Linked DNA regions of Mus musculus: regions 2, 3, 4 and 5 are each linked to region 1. Evidence: chromatin loops called from intact Hi-C (ENCODE). Cell type or tissue: heart. All regions are shown on one strand. Links, peaks and the distances in the headings refer to the core of each region. The heading gives the core; the rest is flanking DNA. Region 1 has its middle 12 kb from the start of Tmem120b. Region 2 holds the start of Rhof (ras homolog family member F (in filopodia)). Region 3 overlaps Hpd (4-hydroxyphenylpyruvic acid dioxygenase). Region 4 overlaps Tmem120b (transmembrane protein 120B). Region 5 overlaps Setd1b (SET domain containing 1B).

What was found. A loop is a pair of places that touch in the nucleus more often than their neighbours do. Peaks named below come from ENCODE experiments on the same cell type or tissue, not always from the same donor. Only the 100,000 strongest peaks of a DNase experiment are listed, where the experiment ranks them.
Region 2: a loop joins it to region 1, with 6 times the contacts of the local background. A loop is called at or near these places in 19 of 42 quality-filtered maps.
Region 3: it touches region 1 in a loop (6-fold over the local background); 32 of 42 quality-filtered maps call a loop at or near these places.
Region 4: a loop joins it to region 1, with 4 times the contacts of the local background. A loop is called at or near these places in 28 of 42 quality-filtered maps.
Region 5: a loop joins it to region 1, with 4 times the contacts of the local background. A loop is called at or near these places in 18 of 42 quality-filtered maps.

What each region holds. Positions count from the first base shown.
Region 1 is chr5:123,061,690-123,067,519 of GRCm38, reverse strand. It overlaps the pseudogene Gm6444. Among named protein-coding and RNA genes, the nearest start is that of Tmem120b, 12 kb to the left of the region's middle. In heart, for the core only: CTCF peaks have their summits at 452 (motif pointing left) and 3,144 (motif pointing left); a DNase peak (open chromatin) is centred at 3,009.
Region 2 is chr5:123,130,834-123,136,663 of GRCm38, reverse strand. It overlaps Rhof (ras homolog family member F (in filopodia)), which reads left to right and starts at 4,035. Exons shown (of 5, transcript NM_175092.3): 1 at 4,035-4,429; 2 at 4,710-4,797. The coding sequence starts at 4,292. In heart, for the core only: CTCF peaks have their summits at 1,004, 3,057 (motif pointing left) and 3,686 (motif pointing right); DNase peaks (open chromatin) are centred at 993, 1,983, 3,083, 3,853 and 1 weaker place; H3K4me3 peaks cover 4,379 bases; H3K27ac peaks cover 4,292 bases.
Region 3 is chr5:123,168,689-123,174,518 of GRCm38, reverse strand. It overlaps Hpd (4-hydroxyphenylpyruvic acid dioxygenase), which reads left to right. Exons shown (of 14, transcript NM_008277.3): 12 at 46-168; 13 at 2,233-2,349; 14 at 2,431-2,712. The coding sequence ends at 2,541. Among named protein-coding and RNA genes, the nearest start is that of Hpd, 11 kb to the left of the region's middle. In heart, for the core only: no CTCF peak of the experiment used is centred there; a DNase peak (open chromatin) is centred at 2,628; H3K4me3 peaks cover 870 bases.
Region 4 is chr5:123,114,565-123,120,394 of GRCm38, reverse strand. It overlaps Tmem120b (transmembrane protein 120B), which reads right to left. Exons shown (of 12, transcript NM_001039723.2): 8 at 5,766-5,827; 9 at 5,203-5,295; 10 at 4,670-4,734; 11 at 4,125-4,193; 12 at 2,950-3,751. The coding sequence ends at 3,638. It overlaps Rhof (ras homolog family member F (in filopodia)), which reads left to right. Exons shown (of 5, transcript NM_175092.3): 4 at 1-99; 5 at 801-2,215. The coding sequence ends at 965. Among named protein-coding and RNA genes, the nearest start is that of Rhof, 15 kb to the left of the region's middle. In heart, for the core only: CTCF peaks have their summits at 2,958 (motif pointing left) and 5,300 (motif pointing right); DNase peaks (open chromatin) are centred at 1,384 and 2,944; H3K27ac peaks cover 834 bases.
Region 5 is chr5:123,146,883-123,152,712 of GRCm38, reverse strand. It overlaps Setd1b (SET domain containing 1B), which reads right to left. Exons shown (of 17, transcript NM_001040398.2): 6 at 3,958-5,166; 7 at 54-878. Among named protein-coding and RNA genes, the nearest start is that of Setd1b, 7.6 kb to the right of the region's middle. In heart, for the core only: a CTCF peak has its summit at 2,864 (motif pointing right); DNase peaks (open chromatin) are centred at 1,512, 1,802, 2,502, 2,872 and 4 weaker places; H3K4me3 peaks cover 2,313 bases; H3K27ac peaks cover 1,829 bases.

The DNA of each region.
Region 1 (5,830 bases), core at 239-5,238:
GAGTCCAGCATGATGGTGTGTGCCTTTTATTCCAGAATCCAGAAGACAGAGGCAAACAGATCTCTGTGAGTTGGGAGGCAAGCCTGGTATCCCAGACCTTATCTCAAAATACCATGCACCCCCCCCCAAAATGTAGTAGGACCAAAAATAATAATGGTTAAAGATATATGACCATTCATATACGCTGAAAAAGATCAGGTAAATTTCATTTAACATAAGTGGTCTATTTTATAAATTTATGGAATTATTTTCCTCAAAATTACTCAGTAGTTTTGTTGAAATTAAAAGCCCCATTTTGGGCTGGTGAGATGGCTCAGTGGGTAAGAGCACCCGACTGCTCTTCCGAAGGTCTGAAGTTCAAATCCCAGCAACCACATGGTGGCTCACAACCATCTGTAACAAGATCTGACGCCCTCTTCTGGAGTGTCTGAAGACAGCTACAGTGTACTTACATATAATAAATAAATAAATAAATCTTAAAAAAAAAAAAGCCCCATTTTAGGCAAGCTTGCTGGTTTTACTATGTAGTCCTATTTGTCATGGAACTTGCTATATAGACCGCTAGCTTTAAACTCAGAATTGGCCTGCCACTGCCTTCTGAGTGCTGGGATTCAAGGCTTGCACTGCTAAGCCCATTCCAACATTGAACTCTTGAGCCTTCTGCCACCTCCCAAGTACTGGAATCACAGGCATGAATGTCTAGCTAATTTAGAACTTTTTTTTTTTTTACTTTCAATTCCTTTAATAAGGTGTTCTGAGGAACCAGGTAAATAACAAGCAGCGGATGAGTAATGCTTCTTAGGCCCTGCTCGGTAAGCCATTAGTCATCTTCTGGTAACTGGATCTTGCTGGGATAGAAGTAGTTGGATTCCATGATGGGAAGGCCATTGACTTCTCGGTATTTCACAAGTCTCTCTCAGCTTCCCGGCGGGCCCACTCTTGCATCCTATAATCAGGCACATAAGCCACGAAGGTGGTCCCAAAGACCAGGACGATGGAAAAACCAAAGAAGAAGACAGCTCGCATATTCCAGATGTCCACCACAGGGTCACTATCATAACCATGAAAGTCAGGGTTCTTTGCGTAGACGTTTTCGTCCTCGGGTTCTGGGTCCTCCTGCCACTGCATGGTCGGTTCTCGTTGCCGCTTTTTCTCCACACCGGATAGGGCGATTACAGCCCTGGAGGACTCCCAGCGAACGAGGGCAGCCTGGAGCCCTCTCATCACCCCCGCTGCTGACAGGCATCGACCATACAAGCTTAACAGCCTGGCCGCCATGACAGCTTGTACTGCGGAGGCCTGGGGGGCGGGCAATTTAGAACTTTTTAACTATATCATATACAGACCCAACTTCCATGGTCCTTCTGTTTTGGCTCGGGCCATAAAGAAATTCTTTGACTCACCTAGTGGCTAGATCTTCCAGCCTTCTTCACTCTAGAGGAGTCTGGCATTATGCCCCTGGAGGAACAATGTCCCAGGGCCAAGAAACATCTGGACAGACATCAGCAAGTTGGTGACTAGCCTGGACTATATAGGACCATGTCTCAAAGAAGAAAAGAAAAAAAAATCACACTGGTAGATTGTTATAAACTAAATCTCGGTGTTTACTCAGATGTGACTGTTCCTTTCCACTGGTGTCCTCTTCTGTTCCAGGTGCAGACATGACATCAGGTATCATGTCCTTTCTGGTCTGTGAAAGCATTCTTTCCTTATTCATCCTGGCCATGACACCTTTGAAGATATATATGGGTATCTGAATAACACCTTTATCAAAAAGTATTCATGTGGCATAAAAATAATTCTGCCTTTAAGGCAGGGGTTTTGTTGGTTTGGTTTGGTTTGGTTTGGTTTTTCAAGACAGGGTTTCTTTGTGTAGCCCTGTCTGTCCTGGAACTCACTATGGCTGGCCTCAAACTCACAGAAATCCACCTGCCTCTGCCTCCTGGAAATTAAAAGTGTGCACTACCACCACCGCCACCACCACCACTACCACCACCACCCTGCCTTAAGGTAGGTTTTTTTTTTCTTTTTTCTTTTTTTTTAATGTACATTGGTGATTTGACTGCAGGTGTGTCTGTATGAGGTTGGGTGTCAGATGCCTTGTAGCAGGAGTCACAGACATTTGTGAGCTACCATGTGGGTGCTAGGAATTGAACCCAGAAGGTAGTTGTTTTTGTTTTTTGTTTTTTGAGACAGGGTTTCTCTGTATAGCCCTGGCTGTCCTGGAACTCGCTTTGTAGACCAGGCTGGCCTCGAACTCAGAAATCTGCCTGCCTCTGCCTCCCGAGTGCTGGGATTAAAGGCATTCGCCACCATGCCCGGCTTAGAAGGTAGTTGGGGTTTTTGTTTGTTTGGTTGGTTTGGTTTTGGTTTTTTGTTTGTTTGTTTTTGTTTTGTTTTTGTTTGTTTGTTTGTTTGTTTTGAGACAGGGTTTCTCTGTATAGCCCTGGCTGTCCTGGAACTCACTCTGTAGACCAGGCTGGCCTCGAACTCAGAAATCTGCCTGCCTCTGCCTCCCGAGTGCTGGGATTAAAGGCGTGTGCCACCACGCCTGGCCACGGTAGTTTTTAAATCCCCATTTCACAGCTTTTTAGAACATTCACAGACCTCACAGCCCCCACTGGTGACCCGTTCTAACAGTTGTAGCACTCCAAACAAACTCATACCCATTTTCTTTTCAAGATTTATTTATTATTATATATAAGTACAGTGTAGCTGTCTTCAGTCAGATCTCGTTACGGATGACTGTGAGCCACCATGCTGGGAATTAAACTCAGGACCTCTGGAAGCAAATTCTGAGCAGCAGAGAAAACACTAAATCGTCTATGATTTTGTCTTTGCTGCAGAATCAAGAGGAACGATTCTCTGCTTAAAGCCTATTTCGAGGGTTCTTTTGTACAACGGCAGGTTCCTCCGGGAAATTCAAGAGAAATATTTTCCAAACACAAGGCCAAGGTTGTGGGCCACGCCTGTAATCCCAGCACCTGAATGCAGGAAGATCTGGAATGGTCCCTGGCCACCCTGGGTCAGGCTATATGAAACCTTGTATCAAAAACAGACAGGCAAACAAAACCGCAAGGTACAGAGTTGGCTAGGCTCTGGGTTTTTAAAATAAGGATACAAGCTTAAATCTTGTTTCCTTGCGCCCCCTGCTGGTAACTTTGTAGAATTTATTTCCTACCAACAAAATTTATTCTTGAATACAAAAAAAAAAAAAAAAAAAAAAAAGCTAAGATTGAGACCCAGCACCAGAAAAAAAGAAACAAACTCATTTCTTGTTCCCTTTGAAACGTCATTTCACGGCAGGTGGTGATCCAAGCCTTTAATCCCAGCACTTAGGAGGCAGAAGCAGGCGGATTTCTGAGTTCTAGGCCAGCCTGGTCTACAAAGTGAGTTCCAGGACAGCCAGGGCTATACAGAGAAACCCTGTCTCAAAAAAAAAAAAAAAAAAAAAGCTGGGTGTGGTGGCTCATGCCTTTAGTCCCAGCACTCGGGAGGCAGAGGCAGGCGGATTTCTGAGTTCAAGGCCAGCCTGGTCTACAGAGTGAGTTCCAGGTCAGCCAGGGCTACACAGAGAAACCCCTGTCTCAAAAAAAAAAAAAAAAAGATTTTTTTTTTAAGATGCAGATATAGTGTGTGTGTGTGTGTGTGTGTGTGTGTGTGTGTGTGGTGTGGGTGCACATGGAGGCAAGAGGTCAACCCTGGGCATTCTCATTTCCAGTCGAATTCTTTTTTTTTAAGATTTATTTATTGTAGGTAAGTACACTGTAGCTGTCTTCAGACACTCCAGAAGAGGGCATCTGACCTCATTACAGATGGTTGTGAGCCACCATGTGGTTGCTGGGATTTGAACTCAGGCCCTCTGGAAGAGCAGTCAGTGGTCTTAACCACTGAGCCATCGCTCCAGCCCCCACTCTTTTTTTTTTTTAATTTATTTATTTTTATTATATGTAAGTACACTGTAGTTGTCTTCAGACACTCCAGAAGAGGGAGTCAGATCTCATTACGGATGGTTGTGAGCCACCATGTTGTGGTTGCTGGGATCCAAACTTCAGACCTTCAGAAGAGCAGTTGGGTGCTCTTACCCACCGAGCCATCTCACCAGCCCCCAGCCCCCACTCTTGAATTTATTTTTTGAGACAGGATTTCTAACTGAACTGGAGCTTGCAGACACAATTAGCCTGGCTGGCCACCAAGCCCCAGGATTCCTCCTAGCGCCACCTGTCTACACCAAGATTACCAAGTGTGCCACCACACCTGACTTTAAAAAAAAAAAAAACTACTTATTTTACTTTTACTTATGTGGACATGTCTGTGTAAGTGTGTGTGCTGGTACCTTATACCCTTGGAGCCAATGAGGATAGCAAAGGTTTGGTACCCAAACCCTGTGTTAAAAAAACAAAACAACAACAACAACAAGACAAAAATCTATGTAGCCCTGACTGTCCTGAAACTCACTTTGTAGACCAGGCTGGCCTTAACTTATCTGCCTGCCCCTACCTCCCAAGTGCTGGGATTAAAGGTGTGCACTGCTATACCCAGCAATAAATACAAATTTTAAAAATTTAATATGGCTATTTAATTTGTAAATCCCTACATTTATTCCTGCATTTAACAAATACATTCTGGCTGGGCTTTTAATCCCAGCACTCAGGAGCCAGAGGCAGGAGGATCTCTGTGAGTTAAGGACATGCTGAGACCCCATCTAAAACAAAACAAGGGCTGGAGAGATGGCTCAGCGTTTAAGAGCACTCACTGGTCTTCTGAAGGTCCTGAGTTCAAATCCCAGCAACCACATGGTGGCTCACAACCATCTCTAATGAGATCTGATGCCCTCTTCTGGGGCGTCTGAAGACAGCTACAGTAAAACAAAACAAAACAATCACAAACACATTCTGAGTTCAGCATCAACAGCCATTTGGGAAAAACAAACCAAACTGCAATGAGATGCAAGTTCATAACCACAAGCAAAGTGAAAGGCAGGACCAACCTGTGAAAGACTGAGGAGAGCTGGAAACGTGGCCCTGGGGTTCTTCCTAAAGGACCCAAGTTCAATTCCCAGCACCCACACAGGAACTCACAACAGGCACCAGGCATGCATGGAGTGCACAGGTAAAACACTCATACATATAAAAGAATACATTTTAAGGCACATAAAAATGAAAAATCTTACATGTCGCTAACACAATGGGGAACATAGCACAGCCACTTTGGAAAACAATTTGACAAGTTTATTGGGCACATACATTCCACTTTTAGCTGTAGGTATGCTACTAAGAAAAAAGAACACATATCCCTATGAAAACTAGTGTGTGTTATAAAAGCATCTTTCGTTCGTTGTTTTTGAAGGCAGGGTATCCTGGCTGTCCTGGAACTTGCTCTGTAGACAATGCTAACCTTGAACTCAGAGATCCTCCCACCTCTGACTCCTGAGTGCTGAGACTGAAAGCATGAGCCACCACTGCCTGGCAAGAGCATCTCTCTCTCTCTCTCCTTTTAAAAAAGATTTATCTATTTATTTTATGTATGTATATGAGTATATATGAGTACATTTTAACTGTCTTTAGACATAGCAAAGAGGGCTTCAGATCCTATTACAGATGGTTGTGATCCACCATGTGGTTGCTGGGATTTGAACTCAGGACCTCTGGAAGAGCAGTCAGTGCTCTTAACCTCTGAGCCATCTCTCTAGCCTCCCAAAAGCATCATTTGTTTGTTTGTTTGTTTGTTTGTTTGTTTGTTTGTTGAGACAGGGTTTCTCTCTGTAGCCCTGGCTGTCCTGGCACTCACTTTGTAGACCAGGCTGGCCTCGAACTCAGAAATCTGCCTG
Region 2 (5,830 bases), core at 543-5,542, 69 kb before region 1:
AAGGATTGTTGCTGGGAGTGGTTGCTGCCTGCGCCGGTGGGGGCTGGGCTGTCTCCAGGGCTCCTCCCCGCCAGCCCACTTCCTGAAGCACGTGCTGGAGCCTCCAGGCAAAGGAGAAAGAAAACTGGCTTTGCTTGGGAAGGCAGCCAGCCCTGTTTTTCTTCTAGTGTTTGAGTCCAGGCTGTTCCCGGGGCTCCGTAGGCTGTCCTGTGGTTGGGTCGGGATTTAAGGGCCACCCACCAATAGCCCCAAGAGAAGAAATGTCTCACCCAAGGTTATGAGGCCACCACGGAGCAGAGCCTGGACAGGGTTCCAGGTGTCTTGATTTTCAGCCCAGAACCTGGGCCCGTGACACCCCCTTGCCCAGCTGTCTGGGTTATTTTAGGCTCCCTCCCGTGCCAGCTGTCTGCCTTTATCACTGCCAGAGAGAGCTGTCTGGTATAGCAAGGCTCCACAATGGTCCCGTGGCTCCCGCTGGTGCAGAGGGCCAGGCATCAAGTCCGTCGATGAGCTGGCTTTCTGCTGGGAAGGCTGAACTCCTCACCCCTATTGAGAAGGGGGGCGGGGAGAAGAGCGCTTTGCTAGGTTGGTCTCGTTCATACTTTAGATACCTGGTAAGCCTTGGAACACAACTGATCAACCCTAAAGGCTCTGGTTAGAGTCCTTGGATCTGGCTGGGGTCTTTATCTCCTCCAGCCTCCCACTAATTGATTTAAGTCGCGCTGTGTCAGCTGTACCCTGGAGGGCTACAGGCTTTAGGGAGCAATTAGGCGCTAAGCTGTGACGTGGTGCTTGAAAGGGGAAGATGGAAGTGACCGGGACCAACTTGTGGCTTGCTCTCTACTTCAGGTCTTTTCCACCTCTCTCTCTCTCTCTCCTTTCTTTGGCCCCTTATCACCTCCTGGGCTGTAGGGTGGGGCAGTTTGTCCTGCTGTTGTTCCTGGCCCCGAGGGGTGCCCCGCCTCCTGGTCACCCACGGAGCGTGGGGCGGAGCCGCTCTGGCCTGCAGAGAGAGGGCCACGCCAGCAGAAGGCTTGCCTGAACTGGGAGGTGGCTGTACTCGATTTACTACACGAGATTCCAGTGTCCCCGCCCCTTCCGGCTCCTCCACCTGGCCCCGAGCCCAAGTTTGGAATATGACCTTTTTAGACTCTCTGCAACCGAGGTGGGTCGGAGGACCCGCCATCCCCGCTCTCCACGGCCCCCAGTGTTTTCTCGGATTGTTCCGTGCCAATGGGAACCAGGAGGGAAAGTTGAACAAAAACCTTCAGAGCTATTAAATTGTCGCGTGATGGAGGAGGGTCTTGCTGTGTCCGGGCTAGTCCTAGTGACAGGTTAGGACCCTAGGTATATCCCTTTGTACCAACGTTCGCTGGTTTTCCGCCTGGCTTCCAGAAATCACTAAGCCCATCCTCTGCTTGTTCCCTGGAGCTGTTAAGTAGCTGAGACTTGGAGCGGTCAGGCTGCCTAACCAGGTAGATAAGATAGCCTGGCTTCACCCCTCTGCTAGAGTCTTTATCTCCCCCCTCTTATCCGTTCCATCTGCATTTGGATAGCTCAATAATTGATTTATGGGGCCTCTGAATAGGGGAGTGGTGGCCTTAGCCTCCCCCACCCAAATTTGTACTTTGTCCTTAAAGGCTGCAGTCTGTTCTCCTCTGCCCCCCTGGATCTGAGCTTTAGTCTCTGCAGTGACCACCTGACAGCTCCCTGAGGGGGGTTTGAGGCAAGAACCCACAGAAGCAATTTCTTGCTTTCCTCTGCTCTCTAGGAATTCCTGGACAATGGAGAGTGCCCCAGGCCCCCTGAACATCTTGCTGATGAGGGAGTAAAGCCACCCTGGGTGGGTGTGAGTGCGCGCGCGCGCGCCTATCTCCTCAGCTGGCCCGGCCCGACCTCTGAGGAGGCTCTCACCAGCAGCTGGCTAGATTCCTGGTTATTTTTAGTTACAGATCCAGCCCCACCATCACCACCAGAGTTGAGTCCAAATCCAACACTCTAGGCCGGGTAGTGCTGGGACTTTGCCAGCCTCCTGCTGAGGTAGGGCTGGGTGAGTAGGCAGGCTGGAACGGGTGGGGTGGCCGTGTGCTGTCTGAACCCTCCCCAGAGCTGGTCGCTTTTGGTCATTTCCTCCCTGCAGACTTGCTCTTCCTCCACACAGGTCTGGGGGAGTTTGTGGGAAGCCAGGAGCCCTCTCTTGGTTATATGTAGTAGAACAAGTTTTTTTTCTTAGAAGTGAATTCTCCCCTTGGCAAACTGCAGCCAGCCAGCCTCCTGGGTCGAGAGCCAAGCCAAAAGATGTCTGAGAGAAGAAACCTGGGGTCCTGCAAAGGTAAGTGGGTCCCAGCCCACTCTCAATCCCCCTCTCTCTGTGTGATTGCTATTCCACACTGGAGTCACCTGCTCTGTGCTTCTGAGGAACCTCACCTCTGGCACATCAATGGAAATTGTCCTTCCCTTTTTATTTATTTTTATTTATTTTTTATTTTTTGCCACCCTCACTGGCCACTAAGAGATAGCCCTAGCTCCTCCTCTCCTGCCTGGTTTTGACAGGACTCACTCCATTGAGTCCTGTCTCGTCTCTTTGCAGCCCTCCTCCTCCCCCCCCCCCCCCTTCAGCCAGCACTTAGGCCCTCCCTGATTTAGCCCGTTACCTTGACAACCACTTGGGCCTGTCTCCCTCATCACCACTGAAAACCTGAAGGTGGTTTTCCAGCTGCGGTACATTTGCCCAAGTTGGGCACCCCTCCAGCTTCTATTGGCTCGCCCTCTATACAGCTGTACCCAATATAACAAACACAACCTTCCTGGCCCCTCAGCTGTAGTCTCGAAATTGATCTCACTGGTCCCGGGAACTCCGTCAATACTGCCTCCTCTAGACTGAGCTCCTCACAGGCAGGAACATGGTTGTTTCTCAATAAACAAGTTGCAAAAAAAGGAATGAGTGAGTTGCTGAACATTTGTCTATGGGCGGTTGATCCAGTGACAAGAGGGGCTTCTCCCTAACAGCTGGAGATTGGTTCAGGTTTCCACCCACCCTGTTGTCTTTGCGTTTTCACGGGCGGTCGCTGCTGTCCTCTGGTGGTGGAGCCGTGTATTGCGTCTCCTGGCGCAATGGGGGAGGAGGCGGGGAAACAAGGAGTGAGGTTGGTAGTTACTCCACAGAGTAAAATTTTCTTGATGTTTGCTGAGAACTTGAAAATCAAGACTCCCCATTGTGAGGCCCAGGACAAGAGCTTTGCCAACACTGCTTTGAAGAAATGAACTCCTCTAGTAGAATTATATTCACCCTCAGGATCTGCCTACTGCTGGCAGTCTCCTGGGGTCCTACCGCTTGACCACTGGCCTGATTTTGGAGGTGGACTCGCGGCACACAGTAACAGGAAAAGCATGGGTCGCAGTGATATGAGCCAGCTGTACTGCTAGTAGTTCTGGGAGTACTAGCAATTTGAATGGGGATGAGAGTGGAGCTCCTGGGGTGAAAGACCGGACACCAGAACACTTATTGGTAGCGACAAGGATTATCCGTTTCCAAAGTTTACGGAAGGTCCAGATATTCTCAACTAGGGCTCTCGGCTTGTCACATTTGCGACTTGTCATGTTTGGGGTCGCCCTTCCGAGCCGAGTATCTTGAGTCCGCCCTGAAAACAGGCTGCTGACGGAAGGCATTCGCCGGCAGGGGGCGCCATGGCTCCACAGTACGGGCCAACGGAATGGGTGGGCAGGGTAGGTGGGCAGAATTCCTGCATTTGCACACCGGCTAAGGCCAGGGTCAGACTATGTGGACACACACAACCCACCTTTTGGCATCTTCTCCGAACGACCGCGGCTACAACCTGTGGGAAGATAAGCTGTAGCAGCAAGGGCTGGATGCGAACCCGGGTGCTAGGATACAGCCCGCCAATCAACGTTTTCTCTGTGGGGGTGGGACCGGCCAATCAAAGGGTCCTTGCTAGAAGGCGGAGCTTGCCAACTAAAGGCTGTCTCTGTGAAGAGGCAGAAACCACGAATCTACTAAGCAGGGGGTGGGGGTGCACTGCGCTTGCGGTTCAGCATCCATTTCTTCAGGTTCTTCATTTCCCCTGGGACTGCAAGACAAATACCCGGGGTCCCCGGACCATAGCCGAGGAGAATTAAGACAGGGTGGTGAACCTGGGAGGCTGCCTGGCAGAGGTGGCGCCAGCTGCCCGTGGGTGGAGCCTCGTAGCCCTGCCCTGTAACCCCGCCCCTGCCCTGTCGCTCTACTGGGCTCTAGCCAGCGCGCAGCATCCAGCGCTGCGGGCTCCGGGCTATGGACGCCCCGGGTGCTCCGGCCCCAGCCGCCGCCCCCAGCTCGGCGAGGAAGGAGCTGAAGATAGTGATCGTAGGTGACGGCGGCTGCGGCAAGACGTCCCTGCTAATGGTGTACTGCCAAGGCTCATTTCCCGAGGTAAGGCCCGCTTGGTGGCAGGAGGGGTGAGGATGGGCTTGGGACCGCAGGGAACAAGGGCTTTACCCCAACCTGGACCCAGGCCCCAAGCCTGGACCATGGAGTCTCAGCTGTCTCCTCCAGGCAGCCCTTTGAGAATTCCTGAGCCCAGTGGTTTGCCAGGTTCGAGCTGGTTGGAGTGAGGGTGTTAGACAGTCGTGGGGGGAGGGATATGTCTGGGATGGTTAGCTCACCTTTGCACCCCTTAAAAGATCAACCCGACCCCCCCCCTCTCTCGCAGCACTACGCCCCGTCGGTGTTTGAGAAGTACACGGCTAGTGTGACAGTGGGTAACAAGGAGGTGACCCTGAACCTCTACGACACGGCTGGTGAGTGCACCAGAGCACACAGGCTCCCTGTGGTCATTCCCAAGGTTTCCCCTGCCTTCTGGGGCATTTCCTTCATGACACCCTAACAGGCCAGGTCCCTGCAGGATGCTGGCTGGCTGGGAGGCTCTGGAAGCCAAAAGGACCCTGGCCATCTCAGCTTTAAGTGGAGGTGATAGATTGAGGTGAACTCTGGACCCCCTTCCCCAGCATCCCCCACCCCCCAGCGCTAAGTACCATTCGTTCCCTAGCTATGTTCCTCTCCTGTGGTTCTAGGAAACGTGGGCTGTACTTCTACCTCCCAGGGCTGCAGAATTCGTTCCTTACTGTGTGTGGTCTTTGCTTTGAGTCCCCTGGGGGCTTGGATTCCAATTAGCTGTGTTCCCCAGCCCTATAATTTTAGTTTAGTGAGATCTGGATCAGGGCTGTGACTCCTGGATGCTGCGTATGGCTGGGCAGGTCTATGTGTTGGGACCCCCGAGGTCCTGTGTGAATGTATCTCTCTTCCTGTGCCCCTGGATTCTGGGATCCTAGAGCTCCAGTCTATTCTGTGGTTTCTTGGTCTTGGGCTGTGAAGAAACAGACGATTTGCGCTAAGGCTCTAAAGTCTGGCCAGGCAGTGGTGGCACGAGCACGCCTTTAGTCCCAGCACTTGGGAGGCAGAGGCAGGTGGATTTCTGAGTTTGAGGCCAGCCTGGTCTACAGAGTGAGTTCCAGGACAGCCAGGGCTGCACAGAGAAACCCTGTTTCAGGGGTGGGGGTGGGGGGAAGACTCTAAAGTCTGGATCAAAATAAGGCACTCTCTGCTACTGCCAGCACCTCCGAGAGGGAACTTCTGCTCATAGTCCACAAACGCAGTGGTTCCCTTTGGGATGTCATCAGCCTTTGCAGGGTAAAGGTTGGGCCAGGTGGAGCCTCACCCATCTCTGTGACTCAGTGTTTAGTGACGGGTGGAACCACGTCATTGAGTGCCCCTTCCCTGCTAGTCCACCCCTGCATGTGTGACAGTCGCTGATCTTAGTTGGACCCCAAACCC
Region 3 (5,830 bases), core at 344-5,343, 110 kb before region 1:
GTGACAGCAGTTGAACAAGCTGACCTTGACCCTGCTGCATGACAGATCCGCCACTTGAGGGAGCGAGGCACGGAGTTCTTGGCCGCCCCATCTTCTTACTACAAACTGCTTCGGGAGAATCTCAAGTCAGCCAAGATCCAGGTGAAAGAGAGCATGGACGTCCTGGAGGTGAGGCTCAGCTCAATGCTTAACTAGAAGAACAAGAACCCCGGGTTCACTGGGCCACACACAGAGTTGGTACCATGCGGAGAGTTACAGCAGACCACTTGAGGCCGCTTTGCAGAGAGGAACAGATAAAGGCTGATGGGTGGCTTTAACTGAAATCTATAGGAGAAGAGAGTAAACTGTGCTAAGGCCCTGAGGCAGGCACAGCCTTCAAGTATGCGAGAGACAGAAAGACGGACACATCTCAAGTGTGACAGAGGCCAGGCAGCTTGTCTGAGGCCAATTTTTTTTTGTTTTTAAAGATTTATTTATTATATGTAAGCACACTGTCGCTGTCTTCAGACACACCAGAAGAGGGCGTCAGATCTCATTACGGATGGTTGTGAGCCACCATGTGGTTGCTGGGAATTGAACTCAGGGCCACTCAGAAGAGCAGTCAGTGCTCTTAACCGCTGAGCCATCTCTCCAGCCCCCAAGGCCAATTATTCTTACAGCTATTTATAATTCTGGCCATTTCTCTTCTTTGGCTAGAAACCATTGGGAGGTTTCTTCATCTCATTTTATCATTTATTTAATTGAGTTTTTGTTTTGTATTTTTGTTTTGTTTTATTTTGTTTGAAGCAGGGTTTCTCTGTGTAGCCCTGGCTGTCCTGGAACTCACTCTGTAGACAGGGCTGGCCTGGAACTCAGAAATCCGCCTGCCTCTGCCTCCCGAGTGCTGGGATTAAAGGCGAATGCTACCACACCTGGCTGTTTTTGTTTTCTTAATTTTTAAATTTTTAATTTTTCTTTCTCTCTTTCTCTCTGTGGTATGTATATGTATGTGCACACATATGAGTCTGAGTGTGTATGTCTGTCTGTCTGCCTGTGGAGGCCCAATGCTGGTGTTCGAAATCATCCTTGATCTTCCAACTTATTCACCGAGGCAGGGTCACCCCCAATCAAACCCAGAGCTTACTGATGTGACCAATCTTGGCTTCCTTCCTTCCTTCCTTCCTTCCTTCCTTCCTTCCTTCCTTCCTTTCTTTCTTCTTAAAATATTTGTGAGTGTGTCTATGTGTGGATGTTTGCACATGCGTGCCAGTGGCCACAGAGGCCAGAGGCATCAGATCCTCTACACTTGGAATTACAGGTGGTTGTAAAAAAGCTGCCTGACGTGGGTGTTGGGAACCAAACTTGGGTCCTCTGGAAGAGTAGCAAGTGTTCTTAACTGCTAGGCCTTCTCTCCAGTGGCCCCTCCCCCATCTCTGCTTTCTGAAGCTAGACTTACAGAGGGGTCACCACAGCAGCCTCACACTTACACGGGGTCCAGGGCTTGGAGCTCTGATCTCACACCTGCTTCAACCACTGAGCCGTCTCCCAGCCTTGGCTTTATTTGGGACAGCTTTTACTAGCACAGAAGCCACGTGGAATACGTTAACTTTTTTAAAATTTGTGAGACAGGGTCTCACTGTATACTCGCCCTGGCTGGCCAGGAATCACTTTGTAGACCAGGCTGGCCTGGGTCAACAAAGTGTACATGAGTGTGTGTCTCTGTGTGTACACAGGCCACGTGCTGGAGGAGGCCAGAGGAGAGTATAGAGCCCCTCCAGCTGTTACAAATGGCTGTGAGCTGCTGGGTGTGTGTGTGTGTGTGTGTGTGTGTGTGTGTGTGTGAACCCACAGTCAAACTCTCTGTGAGAGCAGCAAGTGCTCTTACCCACTGAGCCATTTCTGGAGTGGACGACACGTTTTAACATTCGGAGAAACTCCCGGGCTGTTTTTCCAAACTAGATGCAGCGGGCTTTTTTTTTTTTTACACTCTCCTCAGCAACAAAGAAAAAAGTCCGGGTTTCCACTTACGTGCCATCTAATGGGGGGAGGGGGGCTCTAGGAGAAAGGCCAGACCCTAAGCTGGAATGGCCGTGGGGGTGGGTTAGACTGAGGGCATATTTGGAGAAAGCTGGAGAAAGGAGTCTTTTATTGGCTTTGGTGGTGCAGTAGCCTTTACACTTTCCAAGGCTCCCACAAGGATTCCACAAGGTCCAGTTTACCTTCCTTTAACAGAGCCCACTGTCTCCCTCCCAGGAGCTGCATATCCTAGTCGACTATGACGAGAAAGGCTACCTCCTACAGATCTTCACCAAGCCCATGCAGGACCGGCCCACACTCTTCCTGGAAGTCATTCAACGTCACAACCACCAGGTACGGCTTGCACCCAGAGGATAGCATCAGCTGCCTGCGAAATCTTACCCAGCTCACACGCGCCTTCTCTCAACGCCACAGGGCTTTGGAGCGGGCAACTTCAACTCTCTGTTCAAGGCGTTCGAGGAGGAGCAAGCCCTACGGGGCAACCTCACTGACCTGGAGCCCAATGGTGTGAGGTCTGGAATGTAAGCCCCCATCCACACATGGACCACGCAAAGTGCTGGACACATCAGTCATCTCCAACTGGCTGAAAGGCTGAACCTCAGGGCTCCACCCACGTCATGGCCACGCCCCCTCTATTACAAGAGTCCGCCTTGCCTGAGTCCTCCCTGCTGAGTAAAGCTACCCTCCCAGGTCCAAGTTTGTGTCTTGTGTTTGGGCCCCGCAAGGAGCAGTGGCGTCACTTAGCCGCCAGGGGGAGACCAAGACCGCTAAGCTGACTGAGGCCCCTATGGGGAATGCAGGTGCAGGGTGCAAGAACTTTTACTAAGTGGGACCCTGCCCGTATGATCCATCCTAGAAAGACAAAAACAACAAACTGGGTCCTGCGGTGGGTTGGAGTGTGGCAGCGTTTCATCTGATGGCTTTAAAACCTTTAAAGATGAGCCCTCCTTAATGGCATCACTCGGAACACATGGAAGAGGTCAAAGGACTTTAGGGTTGGTGTCCTTCCTCAGCAATCTCAAGGCATTGTTGTTCCTGGTGTGTATGATAGAGCCCAGACCCGAGTGGTTCTGAGCCTCTCCTGCCCTGCATCCTGAGTGTGGCAATCACCAGTCCCCCTAACCCCCAAACCTCACAGCTGCGTTTCCTCACGCCTTGTGCATACTTGCTTGAAAAACAAAACAAAACAACAAAAACATAAGGCAACCGGGAAGAGTGTTAATGGCCAGAGACTGAGCATACCTTACCACCCAAGAGGGTCTATCATCATCAGCACCAGGGACAGAGCGGGGCTTTGCTCCCTTTTCCTTTTGTTTTAATCTAACACTCTTCCCTGAGCCGCAGTCAATTTAAAGTTAGGCTCACTTTATTTTTGAGATTGGGGGTGGGGTGGGGTGAGGGCTAAGTGTGTTGCCCAGGCTGGCCTTGCTATGTAGATCAGGCTAACCTGTAACTCTAGTTCGGCTTGCCTCTGTCTCCATCTCCCAGAGGGCTGGGACTCAAAGGTGTTTGGTATCACGCCATGGCAAAACTAGGCACACTTTGATCTCTGTAAGGAAAAAAAAATATATATATCCAAAGTGGTATCGGTATCATGGGGGAGAATCCAGATGGTTTCTATTCTGGTTTGTTTTGTTTTGTTTCCAAATAGAGGAAAAGTCAGGGCTTCAAAGATCATGAACTAAGAAACCGGGGAAATAAGCTAGGTAGGGTGGTGCATGCTTGGGATCTCAGCACTCCAGAGGATGAGGCAGGAGGATCAGATGTTTGAAGACAGTCTCTGTGACGTGCTGAGATTCAAAACAAAACAAAACAAAAACAAAGAATGTGGGAGAAAATGAAGCAGATCAGGCTGCAGCCGATGCAAAAACACCTCCCTATTTCCATGACTCATGCAAAAACATTTCTCTAACCTAGAAGGTTGCAGCCCGCAGCTTGTGGGCCACATCTGGACATATTTTGTCTGTATGACTTTAAACCAGAGAGTCAGTATTTGTTGTTGTTGTTGTTTTGGTTTTGGTTGTTTTGAGACAGCCGTGAAGCCCCGGTTGGCCAGTTCAGAACGCTCTATGTAGACCAGGCAGCTCAGTAGCTAAATCCCACTGGATCCCGCCTTGCGGATGCTAGAGTTACACGCATGTGCCGTCATGCTGTACTTGAGCTAGCATTTTAGAGAGCTGAGCCATTTCACAGACACACTTGGGGGTTTTGGTTCTTACAAAGACACCCTTGTCTGTGGCCTTGCCCTTGGTGCTAAGACATGGGCACCTTCGCACACACCTTTCACCCTGCAGTTGTCTGGGCCACATCCCACACCAGCTACCTGCTAGCTAGATGACCCTGGTGACCCTGGCTGGACAGACTGATTACCCTCAGTGCCTGTGGCCACATCTAATGAATGGAGAAAATACGGGTCTCCTAGGAGAGCCTGCTTGCTCTCTCTCTCTCTCTCTCTCTCCTGCTTTCACACCGAACACACTTAAAACATTGGCCATTACTATGTCACATGAATTAGGCTTAAATTTGTAGCCTAGGCTGGCCTTGAAACTCAAAAATCTTCCTGCCTCTTCTGCATCCCCAGGTGCTAGGATCACAGGCACGAATCACCTCGCTTGGCTTTATGCCCAGGTTGGTCTGGGTTTTTAATTTTTATTATTGTGTGTGATGTGGATGGGTAGGCACACACCGCTGTGCATTTTAAGACTAGAGGGTAACTCTCGGGAGCCTGCCCTCCCCTTTTGCTCTGAGAACTAAGCTCAGGTCACATCCAGCTTGACTGTTCTTGATCTAGCTCACTGGCTCTGTCTGTGCCACCGTGCCCAGCCTCGTTCTGGGTTTGTCTTCTCAGAGACACCCCCACCCCCGCCCTGGAGACCAACCCCATTACCCAGAACAGGCCACAGCATACCTGGGGAGGTCAGAAGACAATTTGCAGGAGTCAATTCTCTCCTTCCGACACCTGAGTTCTAGGGAATCACACTCAAGTCAGGAGGTTTGGTGGAACACACCTTTACCCGCTGTCTCATCTTGCCAACTTCCCAGCCTGCTTTGATACTGTTTATCTTGAGGCAGCATCTCACTAAGTTGCTTAGGTTCATAGCTCATGCTTTGAACTTGTGATCTTCCTGCCTCAGCCTCTGGAGTCACTGGAATGACAGGCCTATGACACCTCTGGAGTCACTGGAATGACAGGCCTATGACACCGATTTTTGCTTAATTACAGAGCATCAGCTGCTCCAGATACCTAAGAAAGTGCTTAAGAAAAATTATCTAGAAAAAATTTTTCTCTTAAAAAAACAAAACAAAATAAGCCAGGCATGGTGGCACACGCCTATAATCCCAGCATGTGGGAGGCAGAGGCAGAGGCAGAGGGATTTCTGAGTTCAAGGCTAGCCTGGTCTACATAGCGAGTTCCAGGACAGCCAGGGCTACACAGAGAAACCCTGTCTCGAAAAAAACCAAACCAAGCCAAACCAAACCAACCAAAACTGGTGGGGCGTCTAGCTTGACTATAGTCTGTCTCAGTTCAGAACTCACTGACAGGGTCAGAATTTACAACCAACCTCTAACCCTGAGACTTAGGGCAAAATCAAGTGGAGACCAAATGGGCAGTCTGGCGTGGTAGCTCTTGATTACAGCCCCTGCACTTTAGGAGGCAGAGGCCAGGAGACAGAAATTCTAGGCCAGCCTGGGCTAGGGAATAAAACAATCTCAAAAGCAAACAAACCCCCAATGTTCTGAGTGGTCTAGCTCCCCTTCCCCTCCAGTTCCTGAGCTTGGCCAATCCACCCTCATGACTAGGGTGCACTTTCAC
Region 4 (5,830 bases), core at 611-5,610, 53 kb before region 1:
CCCACGGTGCTCATCGGCTGCAAGACAGACCTGAGGAAGGACAAGGAGCAGTTGCGGAAACTCCGGGCAGCTCAGCTGGAGCCTATTACCTACACACAGGTGGGTCAGGGGTCCAGCGATCCCTGAACAGCCATAGCCCAGGTTCGCGATCCCCGAACAGCCACAGCCCGGGTCCGCGATCCCCAAAGAGCCATAGCCCAAGTCCGCGATCCTCGAACATCTATAGCCCAGGTTCGCGATCCCCGAACAGCCACAGCCGGAAACCACCTAGGTCGTTCTCTTAACTGGAGTGTCTTACCAGGCTTTGGGGGGAGCTGAAGCAAACAAGGGTTAAATACTGTGCATGGTGGCACCCAGCCTTAACCCCAGCCCTCCGCCTGGTTGACAAAGTGAGTTCCAGGGCTACACAGTGAGGCCCTGTCTCACATCAAAGACAGATACTCATGATAGTATAGCCAAGATTTTTACATCACCAGCACACTCAAGTCGCCACGATTGCACCAACAGGAACATGAGTGGCAGCTAGCCCTCTATGCCTCCTCAGAATTCCGCGCCCCTCTCTGCTGAAAGCTGGGGAGAAAAGGGAACAGGTGGGGCCATCGAGTGGGCTTCTTGCATCCAGCCATGTGAACACCAAACTGGCCAGTGCTGGAACAGAGATGGGTTCCCACCAACTCTGGAGAGCCTCCAGAGTGAGCCCCAAACTTTTAAGACTCTGGGGGGGTCAGGAGACCCCAGAAACCACCACCCCTGCCCACCTAATTAACACTGCCTCTTCCCCCCACCCCCTCTGACCCCAGGGCCTGAATGCCTGTGAACAGATGCGAGGTGCACTCTATCTGGAATGTTCTGCCAAGTTTCGGGAGAATGTGGAAGATGTCTTCAGGGAAGCCGCCAAGGTGGCCCTCAGCGCCCTGAAGAAAGCGCAGAGACAGAAAAAACACAGGATCTGCCTGCTGCTGTGACCCTGGGGACAGAGGGCCTGACTGGAACTATTACAGCCAGGGACCCAGGCCCAGTGGGTCTTACAGTGTCTGGCATCTGGGGACTCTCAGAACATTCTGGAATGGCCCCTTTGGGTTCAGGCTGTAGTGCACTAGTGAATGAGGGTGCCAGACCCACCAATGTTCCTCTACTTCATGACTGGCACTTGTCCCAGGCCACAGGAGGGTCCTTGTCACAGCTCCTCTGCCCCCAGCCATGCGTGTCTCTCCCTTTCCAAACCAATTTATGCCTGAAACTCAGAACTGGCACCGGGGAATTGTGGGTAAGCATGGGTACACAACGCTGTTCACGAGAGTCCCAAGCCCACTGTTTCTGTCACAGTCTCCCTGAGCTCCTGAGATAGGCTCGGCTACATCCTCCAGCCCCTTCCTGCTTCCCTTCAGGAACCTGGGGACCACAGCCTATCAGGAGAACACAGGCATCAAGCCGGACGTGGGTCTGGCACCAGCTTCTCCCTTCCTACCACACCGAGGACTTCTGTCTCGGGCTTGGTCACAGCCTGAGATGCATGTTCAGAGTGAGAAGAAACAATCTCTCAAAATGTCAAAATATACTCGGGCCAGCCAGGCCACTCATCTGACCCCTGCTCCAGGTCTGACCTCCAACTCCCCAGCCGACTACTGGAAACTCCTGATGGTTGGGTTCATCCCACCATTGGGGACCTCAGACAAATGGGCTCTCCCTAGACTATGGCCCACCTGAAAATGGGTCATTAGTCAGTCAAGCTCCTCACTGGTCCACTCAGTTTCTGCTTCTACTGGATGTGGAGCTCAGGAGTAGCCTACCTCTGCCTCATTCCAGAACTGACATGGCCACCCCTGTCCACGCTGGACAATTTCTCAGAACTAGCCTGCTGACTATCTCCAACAGCCAAAGTCTTGAGTCCTGGCACTCCTCCTGGACGTCACAACTGTTCAATACCTACGTGGTATACCAGGTAGGTTTAGCGCCTCCAAGATGAAGGCACAGTCCGAGAAGAAACCATGGCCTTGGCTGGCCCCTGCCCCAGCACCACTTGACTTGGTCCCCTTCCCCAAATGCTCCAAGCCCCTGCTGTCCCCTGCGGAGCCAAACAAGGACCTCTTGTTCTCTCAGAACCCAAGGCCTTGTGAACAGATCGTGGGATACAGCAGCAGTCAGCAACCCACAGCCTGTGGGCCACATGTGGCCGGCTGCCTGGTTTTGTAAATAAAGTTTTATTGAATAGCCACCATCATGTAATGGCACTTTTTGCTCTACAAGTGCAAGCTGAAGCTGCCACAGGACTAGTCCACAAAGCCTAAGATACTCATCTTCTGGGCTTTAAGGGGAGGCGATCCCAGGTGCCTGCAAAGGATAGGCCAGGTGATCTGGGGACAGGAGACCAAGGGCAGAAATAGGGCAGGCATGAAGGGAGGGGCGGGCTGCGGCAAACAGGGGCAGGTAAATGCTCTTGACCTCTGGGAATGTTGCCAGGCCTTCCCAGTTTTTGCAAGGTAAACAGAAATCTGGATTATGTCGAATCTCACCATGGAGGAGGCGAGTTCTCATTTTTATCACATAACTAAAGAATTTTAAAGTAAGTCCTGTGAGGACCAAATGAAACGTGTCTGAGGCGGCCAGCCGTGACATTGGGTCTGAGCAGGCTGGGCAGGGACAGAACACTCAAACTGGACCTGTTTGCCCCTCCACTCTTGCTGCTTCCTGGACCTCACAGGGTCACACCCTGGGCTGAGCCCACTTAGACCCTTCCACTCCTCCCCTTCCCGTACAAAAAAGAACCTCTGAGATGAAGAGAGGAAGGGAATGGGTGACCTCCGAATGGCTGAAGTTCCAGTCACAAGGAGGGCCTGGCTCCTATGCCAAGGACTCTCAGCAAGTCTATGAAGGTGGCTGGAGGGTTCAGGCACCCAAGAGTCCGCCAGAACTCCAACAACCCAGAGGCTGGGCGCCCTCTGGTGGAGGCCGTCCGCGTCCTTAACACCCTGCCACATGGAGGTCCCAAGGAGGCTGCATCTCTTTCCCCCAGTGGCCAGCAGGCCTGCGGTTCCGGAGACCAAGGCAAGAGACAACACAGGTAGGTTCTCTGAGAACTTAAATATTTGTCCACCGCAGAAGGTGGGGCTGTGGGAGGCTTACAGAAGAGGTGGTGGCCCAGGACAGGGGAGGCTCCACAGGATGCTCAAAGTTTCATTCCTCCCGGTGCCTGGGACACAGTAAAGTAGCAGGTCGGCTAAAGCCAACTCGAGTGAGGCACATCTAAACCCCAGTGAGGGATTCAAATGATAGGAGTAGGAAGAGAGGGGTTCCCTGAGGCTTCTGGCCCCTCCCTGAAAGACAGACACAGGCCTGCCCACGGCCATTACACAGAGCTCCAGGGAAGGCAGGCCTCGGATTCCAGGGAAGCAGGGAAGACCCGATATTAAATATGTTATAAATAGGGAGCTGGGACAGGTTAATACTGCGCGCGCAGGTGGCCTTCACATTCCTCATGTCCGCCGGGGACCGGGGCCTTGGCCCTGCTCCCGGTGATGCTGCTGGCCCCTGAGATGTTGCTGCCCATGGCTACCACTGACCGGCAGCCAGGGTGCTGACTGGAACGCCCAGCAGTCTTAGGTCCCAAGGCCCCCAGGTGGCACAAGGGTCCGGAGGTTCATGGCTGCTTTGTCTTGTTTCTGTTCTTGTGGAGTTTGGCATGGACAACTTTGAGCGTGGTCAGAAAATTGCCCAGGAAGAGGATGAGGAAGGTGAGAGCCAGCACGAATACCTGGTCCATCCAGAGGGCAGCATCCCAAGATGCCCAGGGCAGGGGAGGAAGGAGGAGAAGTCAGTTCCTCTGGGGAAAGAACCCTCCACGAGAGCCTCAACCCCAGACTCTCGGGCAAGCTACAAGAGTGGTCGAGCAAATGGTGGCAACAGGTGAATGAGGTGGGCCCCCAATCAGGTAGGGCTCTAGAAGAGGGTTTGATGGGATGACCCTTCATTCAGAGACACTGGGGGACCCCCTTGCACTATTGAACCCCTTCCCAGTTGACTAGAACTCAACAGAGTTCTCCCGGGGCAGCCCAGCTGCTCCCTCCCTGCTCCCTCTGGCCAGGCAGGCAGACAGACACATGGTGGGAGGGAGGGAGGCACGATACCTGCCATTCTTTGCATTCCTCATGGGTGGAGAGCTCAAACAGGGTGACGGCATTGTAGAGCTGCCAGAACTGAAGACAGGGAGACAGGCGCCCCTCACCCGTCAGTTCCCCTGCAGGTCCATGCGGAAAAGCCGGGGAGATGGACCAGGCCCGCCCCCCACCCCCCCAGCATCCCAGACCCAAGACATGGACATGCCTATCCCGTGGAACCACAAGTGTCTCGGACACGGCAGGTCCCAGATCCTGAGGAAAGGGGGTCCCGGGGGCTACCTGAGGCTTCCTGCCTCTCCTTCAGGGAGAATGGCCCATCCTGTGCCGTGACCACAAGCAGCGGGGAAGCCCTCAGCCCCCCCCCCCCCAGGAAGCTGTGGGGTTCGGGCATTTAATGTGTCATCATGGGGAGCCAGGTTTGGGTGATATCTGCATGGATGGGTACCTCGTCCCAGATACTGGAGACAGACACCTTATGAGGGAAGGGAGCCCCAAAGATCTCCTGTTCCCAGGGGTCATCCCTGACAGTGGTACCCACAAACAGAAGGACTCACATGGCCACAGAAGAGGAAAGGCAGGAGGAAGGTGAGGCCCCGCCACATCCAGGATTGGAACCCTTCTGTAGGAAAGAAGAGAGTACGTGTGTGTGTGTGTGTGTGTGTGTGTGTGTGTGTGTGTGTGTGGTGTACACGCACACGCCTGTTTAAAAAACCATATACGGTCTGGTCTCTCTGCTGCCCAAGCTGACCTCAAACTTCTGGGCTCAAGTGATCCTCCCAATTCAGCCAACTGAACTATTGACAGGCCCCACCACACCCGGCCTCACACTGTATCATTGTGTATATTATAAAATTCAGACCAGAAAGATAGGCCTTCTAAAGGGTAGAGTCGAGGCCCAGCACTGAGGGGCCTAGAACGCTGTCGCTACCACACTTGGGGTGGCTGAAACAGTACCCTCCATCAATTATGAGCAGCCAGTGGGTGAAGAATATCAGCTTCTCTCTGCCGCATGGAGGTCTGATGCTGTCCCTCCACTGGAGGGAGGTGGACCGGCATTCCCAAACCCACCCGTTGCCCAGCTACTCACCCACTGTGAGGTCCAGGTGGTTCCTCTCCCCCAGGGCCCGCAGTCTGTAGAGACAGCCCCTCTGGTAATAGTACTGTAGAAACTGAACGCAGCCTGCAGGGGGAGCATAGTACCCGGGCTCAAGGAAAGCATCATACCCTGAAATCCTCTGTCCTTACATGCAGATGGGTGTGGGTGGGCTGGGCAGAGGGGCAGGCCGAGAGCATCCTGGTGACCAGCTTCAACTTTGAATTTTAATAATTTGCCTCAGCTATACATCTATGTGACTGCCTCGATTTTTTAGCAGCTGTGTTCCCCCTGCATGGGGCTGCTTCTTTTCTGTCTTAAGTTGCCCGCTGCACCCAGGATAATCCCCTACAGCTTGCCTTCTGAGAAGCGTATATCGAGTGCCTACTGCCAAGTCCAGAGGTTTCTAATCTGGTCAGTGCTTTGCTGGGTCATTACATGTCTGAGCTGTCTCTGCTCTCAGGGATAAAGCATGGTCGGACCAGAATGGAAGCAAGAGAGCGAGCAGATCTCCGGGAAATCAGGTCCCTCCCACTAAGCTGGATTCCAGCACTCACTCTGAAAAATGGAGAACGCTAAAAACTGATTTCGAAACTTCTGGTAAATTAGTCCATTAGGCCTG
Region 5 (5,830 bases), core at 502-5,501, 85 kb before region 1:
CCTGCCGGCCCTCTCGTGACCCTAACGGGCTTCCTGAGCATCCACCTACATACCTTGGCCATCCGCTCCTTCTTGTCCCACCATTCGTCAAAGGCCCGGAAGGCCACCACCTCTACCATCTTGCGGTTGAGATCACGCTTCATGATGGCCTTAAGTTCCTTGAGCACTACCAGCAAGACCCCATCCACCGTGGCCTTGTGCGGGTCCTCCTGACGTGGTATGTAGCCTGGTGGTGGCACGGAGGGGTCAAACTTGGGCAGGGGCGGCCAATGCTGTCCACGTCCTGGGCCACTGTTGCTCAGGGAGAATGGGCTCCGGTAGGGGGGCAAGTTGACAAACTGCAGTCCAGCAGAAGCGGCGGCAGCCGCAGCGGCCATGAAAGGTGGGTAGGGACAAGCCCCCTGGCCTGTCATGAGCCGGCTTAACATCTGTGTTTGCATCTGGAAGGACATGGGCATGCCACCCCACTGGCCACCCAGCACATGGCTCATGTCCACCTGCATCACAGGAAACAGTCCCGGTGGGAAGGGAGGTAGCGGCGGAAGGATGGGTGGGGGCGGGACACCCGGGGGCGCTGGCAAGGGTGGCGGGGGCACTGTCACTGCAGGATGGGCTGGTGGTGGTGGTGGTGGTGGTGGAGGCAGAGGTGGGGGCATGGGGAAGCCAGGTTGTGGTGGGGGTGGAGGAGGGGGCGGGGGTAATGGAGGGAAGCCAGGGGGTGGGGGCAGGGGCAGGTTTGGAGCCAGCACGTTGGGGGCTGCCACAGCCCCGGCCCCTGGGGTCACCACCATGGGCTTGGGGCAGTCAGCGCTGGTGATGGGGGCCGAGGGCATCTCATCATCTGAGATTTCCATGTCCTCTCCTGAGGACTGCTGGCCCTGGAAGAGAGCAGTGAGGGTTCTGTAAGCATTTTCCAAGCACCAAGGAGTCAGAGTCTTGGGATCAGGGGATCAGGGGATCAGTGTGGGGGACTCCCAGCGTGCTGGCCAGACCTCGGGCACATCAGTCAACCATTCCAAACGATACTTTTCTCCTTTGGTACAAGGGGCATCCAAATAGCCATTCCCTCTGCGGCACCTGTGTGCCAGGTACTGTTCTAGATGCGGAGAAGCCGAAAGTGACCGAGACAGCCACAAGTCTTGATTTGTATGGAGCTGAACTTCTAAAAAATGGTGGAGGTGAAACGTAAGCGGAATGAGAAATCTCAGCATGGGGAAGGGGAAAGGCCGAGAGAAGGGAACAGGGTGTGGGGAGAACCCCGCAGAGGTCTGAGAGAGTCTGAAAGATCACAGGAAAGAGTTAACACTCAGTGATGCTTCCCACGTGCCAGGAAAATTTACATGCATTGGCCAGTTCTTAGAACAACTCTGGGCGGAGGGGTCTGTTCTCTCCACTGTTACTAAGGAGGAACTCAGGACATGTAAAGGCTTTAGTAACTTCCTGGAGACCATGCAACCAATAAGAGCCACAGCCGGGGGATTTGAAACAGGAAGTGGCTCCCCAGCCTGGGGTTCAGCCACTGTGGCCAGCAGGGCTTAGTGCAAAAGGTACCCGCTTCGAGGAAGTGCTGGCAGCCTGGGTGGGGGTAGGCAGCCGCCTTAAGGACCCATCAATTAGAAGGGGTTTCTGTTTGTTTTTGTGCTAGGGACTGAGCCCTAGCTGACATGCTGCTAGGTCAGTGCTCTACAGCTCCAGAGCTGGGCCAGCTCACTCCCACTGGGCCAGTTCAATCTTCTCACTTAAGTCTCCTTGGCTTTTAGAACAGGCTGGCAAGGCTGAGAGCTACAGACATGCGTGGTCGCATCCCACAACAGACCTCAAGAAGCCGGGCTAGGGCACACACACACCAGACACCTGCCCCAGGAAGAGCTTCCGCTAAGACTGCAAGGGGGGTGGAAAGGGGCGGGATCAAAGGACAACCTGGGCCAAACTTGATGTGGGAGGAGTCTATTGAGATCTGGGTCTTTTGAGATGTTAGCATCTGAGCCTGGGAACTGGAGAGAGGCCCTGAGTTGCTATGGTTTAGAGGTGGGAGCTGGAGGGAAGGTGAGAAAAATGAGTTCCGGTTCCGCAAGGGACTCTGTGGGTCAGACGCCCCGCCCCCCCCTCCCAAACACACACATCTCACCCTGGGTGAAAATATTAAGAAAACAAAGCTTAAGTGACAGTAGGTGCTTTGGAAGGCTGAGAAGGCAGGAGGTCAGAGGTCACACACCACCTGATGAGAAGGGCCTCAGAGGAGTCATCTGCTGGGGAAAGGAGTGTCTAGACTCTCATCTCCCCCTGTACACACAACACAACACATCCTGAGAGCACACTCTCAAGGTACCCTTGGGAGGGCAGGCCAGGCAAGCTGAGCAAGAAGAGAAAGAATGCCCTAACGTCAGCTCCGGACAGCACCCAGCATCACCGTGGAGCAGCGCTCAGAGGGTTAACTCCCGGCTGCTATAGTCAGCCAATCACAGGGGCGCAGGCAAACTGGCTCTGCCCCCTCCCTCCCTGGCCACAGCGGGTGGGAACCAGTTGGCCGCAGTGCCTGTAGTTCAGGCAAACTGAAGGGACACCTTGTTTCCATGGAGATGGTGAGGCAGGACTCATACAGACCCACTCAACAGATGAGGAAACTGAGACTAGAGAGAGAAAAGACCTTCCTCTATAGAGGTCACATAGTCCGTGTGACAAGGCAGCTAATTAAGGCTCTGGGGCTGAAACCTTTTTTTTTTTTTTTTTAAACTCACCAGCCTCTGCCTATCCTGTCCCTTCCCACGGGTCCTCTCTACCTCAGCCTTGTCGGGGCAAGAGCTCTTACAGACACCAAGCACTACCAGACAGCAGAACCTAAGTACTGCTCTCCCGACCTCCAGCAGGGGGCGCCGGAGGGCCGACCTGATGCTTAGCTCTACTCTGAAGCATCTCCATAATTCTGTCCTGGAGCAGTCCAGACTCCAGCCTTCCCAGCCTCAGCTTTCCTCTTCTTATGCCCAGGGAGGGAGGGAAGGAGGGAGGAAGGGAGAGAGTGTTAGGGCGGCCTGTGACCTCCAGCGACTCAACCCTGGACCAGGTGGCTGGCATGATAAACATCCGCCAAACCTAGGCTGCCTAAGAGGGATGGGGGAAGGGCCTACAGCCTAGTTAGTTAGCTCAAGTACACCTGTCAGTTCCCTCTGCCTTGACCCTTGAAGCCAGAAAACCACTTCCCCAGAACTGCTAGCAGGCTCCCAGGAGCCTCAGCCATCTGCGGCCCCACCTCCTCCCCTGACTCCCAAAGTTCCTTTGCAGGCAGCCAGAGGGGGCTAATGGAGGACACGCAAATCTGTGTCCACAGGTGCATGGGTCTCTTATCTGAGCGTCTACTTGTTAATGCGTGCTGGGCCCCCTAGTACAAGGACCCAGGGTTGAGCTTAGAAAGATGACACAATGATCCTCTCCCCTAGAAAACCTGGACAGTGGAACCTTCACCATCCCAGCTTCGAAACTTCTTGAGACAGGAGGTCTGGGTAATGAGATAGAGGGAAGAAAGGAAGGAGTAGGGGGCAGACACCTTCATCTGATTTACACTCTGTTCCCCTCCAAAGCTAACCCTAACCCCTTCCCCCTAAACGTTAGATCCTAAATTAGCCACCAAGAAAAGGAAGACAGATGGACAGATGGACTGCTGGACCGCTCCACCTGCATGCTTTCTCCTCTCTTCAGGGCACCAGGCTCTGAGAAAGAACACCTGGGAGTGTTTGTTGAGCCAGCCTCACACAGCGCCATTAACAGAGACAATGACCTGGGACCATGAGCACAGCCTAGGGTCTCTCCGAAAACCCCGCCAGAGCTCAGAACTTAGCCTGCGTCCAGGGAGGAGCGTTACAGGGTCCCGTTGCTCCCGCATCTTAGCTAGTAAAATGTATCAGGAGTAGAACACAAGACAGACAAAATCAATCCCAGACAGACAGACAGGCATGGTGGTACCTCATCCATCCGCTCTGAGGTGGGGGTCCTGTCTCCTGCCAGGTCCAAATCCACCTCGGCTGTCTGGCCTAGCAGACCCATAGGGTCTGGGGGGCCTGGCTCAGGTGGGGGCCGAGGCCCCAGGCCCAGGCCCAAGTCCTCATCTTCATCAGAGTCAGGCAGTGGTGTGGGACTGATGTCCTCTAGACCTGTGCTGGAGGGGCGCGAGGAGGGTGGCGAGGGACCGCGGAAGCCGGGCTGCGAGTTAGTGCCAAAGTGGCTGAGCGGGGAGAGTTGGGAGGAGGAGGAGGAGATGGGGCTGCCTTCCATCTGTATCTCGGTGTCTGAGTCCTGCTCACGAAGGAAGGGCAGCTTGGTGCGTTGCTCCTTCAGCAGCATCTCAATGCGGGAGTCCAGGCTGTCATGGGGCTTCTCTGGCCCGGCTGGAGAGGACTCCAGAGTAGGGGTGCCAGGGCTGTCACAGGGCTCAGGACTCCAGCCAAAGGTAGGCCGACCACCCAGCTCCATGCTGTTGCTGTCAGGGGGCGGGGGACCAGGAGGGGTGCCTGGCTTCTCCTTGGCTGGAGGCTCAGCGGGTGGCAGGGGCGGGGGCGCAGGTGCCCTCCGGAACTCCCCACTGTCGCGGCTCCCAAAGGCTGCTGTGGCGGTGGGCTCCTCAGGGGGTGGCGGGAAGGGGGGTGCTGGAGTCTGATATGGAGAGAAAGCTGATTTGAATCCAGAAGCCGTGGCTGTTTGGGCAGGAGGTGGAGTATGGGCAAACGTGGTGGCATCCTGCGACTGAGCCTTGAAGGGAGTCCCGCTGCTGCCAACTGTCCCAAAAGAGAGGTCCGAGGAGCCTCGGAAAGGAGCTGTGGCTCCAGCCACCGCTGAGTTGTGGACATAATGATGTTCGTGGCGGCGGTTGTAGGCATCTGTGAACTTGCTCTCGTGCCGCCTCGCCTTGAATGTGGCTGTGGGGTCCTGGCTGAAGAGATAGGAGGGTGTGGGCTGACGGCTGGAGTAGCTGGAATCCTGGGAGAAAGGGGTGCCCAGGCGAGGCGTGATTGGGGTGCCTTGTCCATAGGAGTTGGGTGTGTCCAGGCGGCAGCTGGAGTAAGCTGTGTCTTGGGAGAAGGGGGTCCCACCGCTATTGGGGGTGACTGACGAGGAGCCAGAGCCGCAGCCTGCAGACAGGCTGCCATCTTTGAGGCGCTTCAGAGCATCTGATAGCTGGAGAGAGAAGAGATCATGGGTGTTGTGGGTGTGGAGGGAGGACCGAGCTGAACCAGGCAATTGAGCTGCTTCCCGCTAAAACTTTGGCTGCTAGGGAGTGTGGAGCCCATGACCTCCCATCACAAGGAAAGAACTGGAGTGCCTGGAAGTGCGCAGGGGTTTTTTTGTTTCTTTTTGTTGTTGTTGTTTTTCCCTATCCCTAAGTATAGATGTTTACCCTCTGCACACATAGAGGATTGTCCCTAATACTGGCAGCACAAAGAGAAGACCCTGATGTTTTGGTATAGGCTGCTATTTCCTTCCCAAGCCTCAGGCCATCTGACATTAAAGGGTGTGACACAGAGATGTGACCAATGACTGTGGTCTTGGGTTTGATGGACTGTCCTTACAAATTCTAGATATTTAAAAGGTGTGACAGCCCCTCCCCCATGCCTCCTGATCAGCAGGCAAACAGACTTCAGTCCTCTGGGAGGGGGGGACACCTCAGTTCATACTGTGGCTGAATGGAATCAGCTAGGTGAGTGTCCTGGTATACCGTGGGTGGAGGAGCCAGTCTGTTCTGGAAGAGGATCTGAACTCTGCTTTCTGGAAATACGTACAGAGGGTGCCCGGATACCAGACACTAAGACCCAAACGTAGCGATGTTTTGACATTCATATAG